2 separate regions of the Homo sapiens genome follow, and region 2 is linked to region 1. A link is an interaction called in ENCODE POLR2A ChIA-PET data of the cell type or tissue named here. Cell type or tissue: PC-3. All regions are shown on one strand.

Region 1 (2,500 bases):
CAGCTCATCAGCCCCAGCCCTCCCTTTCTGATCCTGGGCGTGAGCGCTGGGTCAGCTCCAGGGCAGGAGCTCAGGGCTGGTGTTGACCTTAATGACAGCAGTGGTCTTTTACTGAGCATTTGTCTTGTGCCAGGTGCTGCCTAACGCTCTGCAGTCTCTTGTATAATCTTTACAACCACCTCCTGAAGTGGGTATTTTTGTTGATAGCATCAGTGTATAGGAGGAAACTGAGGCAGTGAGGTCGGTCTCACCCAAACGCATGTGGCAGGGACTTGGATCCTCGAATCTGCCTAGGTGCCTGTAAACCCTAGGGCTCTGGCATCATCGGAGCCCCCAGCCCCAAACAGCTGCAGGGGCACTGCTGACTGGCTCTCTGCCTGTAGCCAGAGACCCAGTGGATGCAGCCGGAGAGGGCCTGGTAAATCTTTCCCCTGAGAGGGCGAGATACAGGTGTGTGCACTTGCAGACCATGCAACCCCAAGGGGGAGAGGGCAGTGTGCCTGTGCAGCCCAGGCAAGGAGATTGCCGTCTGTCACCGAAGCCTTAGGAAGTTGGGCAGGAAGCATGGCTCAGGGAGGGCAGGAATAAGCTTGGGCCTCTCAGGTCACCTTTCCTGAGATGGGGCAGGCAAGGCGCTAGAGAGTATGACTTGTGGCTGTTAGGAGGGGACTTAGGGACCTGGGCCTGAGTGGAGAAGATCATCCTTGGGTGCAGCAAAACAGCTTGCAAGATACATTCCCCTGGCACACAAGGGGTGTAGGTCAGGCCCCACCCAGCTGGGTATACTCCCACTCCAGAGTAGGCCTTCAGGACCTGGAGGCCAGTGCACACCCACCCTGCCTTTCTGGGTCTCTCTACCGCTTCCTGTCCGGGGCTGTTTCTTGCACCTCTGCTGGTGTCTCCCCTATTCTGGAGCGCTGGGAAGCCCCTGCCACACAGGCTTGGTCTGCTGGCACATACCCTGCTTCTAGTGCTGCGGGGTCAGCCCCTAGAGGGAGTTGTTTGGAAGTGCACCTGTACACACACACACACACACACACACACACACACACACACACACACACACACGGTATGGATTAATGGAGATGAGGTCAACCCTGGGCAAAGGGAAGAGGCAGGTGATGAGATTAGGTGGAGGAAGGGGGAGGGAGCAGGTCTCAGGCAAAACAAAGCGGCAGCAACAGTCCTCCCAGCCCCCCGCCCCTCCTCTCCCAGAGCGAGGCCTTGCCCTGGGAGCGGCCATATGGATGCCTTGGGGACTCTGGGGAGCCCATCTCAGCCATGCCCTGCCTGGCTGGCCACAGCCCTGCCAGCCCTCCTGAAATCCCACCGGTAGTGCCCAATAGCCAGGCAGGCCTTCGAGTGTTCCAGTTTATCACAGGCTGGTGGTGCCACTGGGCTCCAGGCCCCATGGGCAATGAGCTGTGAGCTGGACAGGAAGGGAGCAGCCTCTGTGGGAAGAGACAGCCAGCCCCCAGCAGATGGTGGTAGAGAGAGCTCCACGTGGCCCTAGCGGCAGGCACTACAGTCAAACCTCTTGGGTTCAGATATTCTTAGAGCAAGCCCCTCACTTCTCTGAGCCTCAACATCCCCATCACATCACAGCGTCTCCCCAAAGTGTGTGTGTGAAGATTAAATTGGCTGAAGGGTGCCCAGGACTCAGCAGTGGACCTTGTGAGAGCGTGCAGGGCACCAGGGCTTCTCAGACAAGGAGAGGCAGAAGGAGGGAGCGCATTACCGCATTACCGTTTCCCCCACCCCCGCCCCAGTTTGCTGTGGTGTCACTTTTTTTTTTCCCTTTTTTTGTTTTTGGAGACAGAGTTTTGCTCTTGTTGCCCAGGCTGGAGTGCAATGGCGGGATCTTGGCTCACTGCAACCTCTGCCTTCCAGGTTCAAGCAGTTCTGCCTCAGCTTCCTGAGTAGCTGAGATTACAGGCATGAGCCACCACCCCCAGCTAATTTGTGATTTCGCTTTCTGCAGTTTCAGTTACTCATTGTTGGGGCTCAGAAACCAATACCCCGAAATATAGTGGTGTGACATTCTGAACTGAAGAAGCCTTAAGGTCTCTCCGACCAGACTCCCACAGGCCCCCCAACCCTTTGTCTCTTCCAAAGCATACAGTGAAGTTGTTCTCTGAAGTTCCTCATCTGCCTTAAGTCTGGACCCACCAAAGAAGAAAACAATGACCACTGGTCCCTTCCCGGAGTTTTCTCTGACTGAACTGCTGTCACAGGAAGAAAGACTGAAGCCTGCTCACATACCTGGACAGATTTTGCAAACCGTTGTCTGCTCTGTGAGCCCAACAGACTTTGTCCCAGGCCACTGTATGTTCTTCAAGCCCACTGAATTCCCCTGAAAATCATTTACTAGCCCCCTGAAATTACCCACACTTCCCCATTGCTCATCTGTACCCCATTTCGTGGTGGGGCAGTCACTCTGATTTCCCCTTGCATGCTAATGAATGTGTATTCCATTTCTATTCTGCTTTCATGAGCTGAC
Region 2 (2,500 bases), 170 kb after region 1:
TTTTAATTGTTGGCCACTAATTTTTAAAAAATTACATTATAAGCCAAAAACATGCCTACAGGCCAAATCCAACTGACAGGTCACTAGTTTGCAACCTGTATGTTAAAGAATCATGGTTCATCTACTATTCTTTTTCTTGTTTTTAGTTAAATCTTCCCTCCAAGCAGAGATATGTTGTTTTTCTATAATATACCCACTTAAAGACTCAAAAGACTACCAACAACTGCCATTAAACATCTCTCTTTTAAAAAGTAATTTACTATATTTGCATTTTGATACTGGTTTGGGATGGGAAAGAAATTCATTTTAAATTTACAATTACTCTTGTAATCACAGCACGCTGGGAGGTCGAAGTGGGTGGATCGCTTGAGCCCAGGAATTCAACACCAAGTGAAGCCCCATCTCTACAAAAATACAAAAATTAGCTGGGTGTGACGATGTGCGCCTGTTGTCCCAGCTACTCAGGAGGATAAGGAGGGAGGATCACTTGAGCCCAAGAGGCAGAGGTTGCAGTGATCCAAGATCACACCACTTCACTCCAGCTTGGGCAACAGAGCAAGATCTTGTCTCAAAACAAAAGAAAACAAAAAAAGAAAGAAAGAAAAGAAAGAAAAGAAAAGAAAAGAAAAGAAAGGAAGGAAGGAAGGAAGGAAGGAAGGAAGGAAGGAAGAAAGGAAGGAAGAAAGAAAATGTACAATTACTCATGAAAAAAAGTAGTTATCAGTAGTTATTTGTAGAGCACCTGCAGTGTGCCCAGCACATTACTAAGCATTTTCACACTCTAGTTTTCACGAAAGCCTAAATTACCTTGTGAAGTTGATATTATTATCTCATTTTACAGACGACTTGTAATAGTTCACAAATTTCTCAGTTTTTCTTTCTCGGCATTCAGAATCCAGCAGAAATGGTTGGTTAGGGTTGCCTTTTGATAGGTATCATCAATCAATGATAATTACAACCATCTTAAATCACAGTAACAAAAATGCAAGGTAAAGATTTTGAAGGACAATATCCTTTGAAAAAAACAGCTAAAACTTTAACTCCTTAAGTTCTCCATTTTCACTAATGTTCCCTGACATCCCTTTAGTAGTCAGTTATTTTCAAGACAAGTAAAATTGAAGTCAGCTCTTCTTTTTGGTTAATATGTTCCTTTCCAGAATCTCTAAAAACAAAGTCTTGCAAAAACCAAAGCTTTTTTATTAACATAACAAGGACTAAAGGAACACCACTGACTACTGACACAAGGCACAGTGCTCAGCTCACATGCAATAAAACAAGTCGGATTCCCCACTCACATGAGCTTACAGTTTCAGTTTCTGAGAATGGAAACAGATCTGAAAGTAATTATGGTAAGTGCAACAAAGGAGATTTAAAACAGGATGCTGGATAGCTTTCACCAAGGTGTTTAAGTAAAAAGACATACTGGGCAAAATCTCAATACAATTGGAAAGGTAGAAAGACAAACTGCTCCCTTACAGTGAAGTGGTTCCTTTAAGATATTACAAGGCCTGAAGTCTTACATTAACATCTTATAAATACACAGTTCTACTCATATTTTATATGTCCTAGAGATTCCATGTTTAAGCCTTTAATTTTGATCTTTTAAAAGCCACTCATTTTTCTGTAAAACATGCATAAATAATAAACTTCAGTATTTTAAAAAGTAAAACCCTCATCAGGATTTAAGTTCTAAGGCTCAAGGAACATTTAAGTAATTAAAGCAAATTATATATTTATAAAAATAACAGACAAAACCAATAGCATTTATCAAATAATGTGGAAAGGATAATTGTTAAAATGCTACTTTTATTGATAACATGTAAAAACTTAGTATTAGTTTTTTAAGTATGGAAATTGTGATGAATGGTCTAATTACTTGGTTTTTGCAAAGATATAAAATGTCATACGGTAGTAAGCTACAAAAGCTAAGTGCCAAAATGAGTCATAATTCCCTAGTAAAAAAAAATAGGACTAAAAAAGGAATACCTCTAAAAGTCTTACAAATATGCTTATATAAGAATGATACAAAACATCCATGACCTTAAATGAAGAGGATGTGTCAAAAATGTCTTAATCTCACTAGCAATTAATATATCAAAATAATAAATAGCAAATAGACAAAGTTTTGAACACAGTCTTAAGTAAAAGATTCAAAAATCTCTCCTAAGATTTATCTCCATTTTCCCATTTCTGAGGCTTACCTACATCTAATTTTTAAATATATAAATATATTCACTTAATAATTTAAATGACAATATCCTACAGCAACCAACCCAATTCTCACTAGTCACTTTCAAACATCTTCCGGGTCTCATGCATTAACAGATTTCTTGACATTACAGGGAACCACAACTCAACCTTTTTGGACCTTTTTGGAACAAGGTCCATATTTGAACACACAGAAGTACAGAAGAAAAGCCCTCGATGGTACCTGAAAATGCTATACAATTTGAAGAATTAAAGTTCAAATTCTGGCCGGGCACGGTGGCTCACGCCTGTA

The links. ChIA-PET counts read pairs that join two places held together with the same protein. Peaks named below come from ENCODE experiments on the same cell type or tissue, not always from the same donor. Only the 100,000 strongest peaks of a DNase experiment are listed, where the experiment ranks them.
Region 2: POLR2A ChIA-PET joins it to region 1 with 7 read pairs; 2 of 35 experiments call an interaction of 5 or more read pairs at or near these places.

What each region holds. Positions count from the first base shown.
Region 1 is chr10:86,965,719-86,968,218 of GRCh38, reverse strand. ADIRF-AS1 (ADIRF antisense RNA 1) reads left to right here. Exons shown (of 2, transcript NR_170185.1): 2 at 1,891-2,500. Among named protein-coding and RNA genes, the nearest start is that of ADIRF, 1.5 kb to the left of the region's middle. RefSeq lists enhancers at 298-1,050, 1,031-1,210, 1,051-1,804, 2,061-2,380, 2,451-2,500. In PC-3, CTCF peaks have their summits at 1,274 and 1,474 (motif pointing right); a DNase peak (open chromatin) is centred at 1,458; H3K4me3 peaks cover 595 bases; H3K27ac peaks cover 255 bases.
Region 2 is chr10:86,797,640-86,800,139 of GRCh38, reverse strand. The region is part of intron 1 of BMPR1A (bone morphogenetic protein receptor type 1A); the gene reads right to left. Among named protein-coding and RNA genes, the nearest start is that of BMPR1A, 42 kb to the right of the region's middle. In PC-3, no CTCF peak of the experiment used is centred here; no DNase peak of the experiment used is centred here.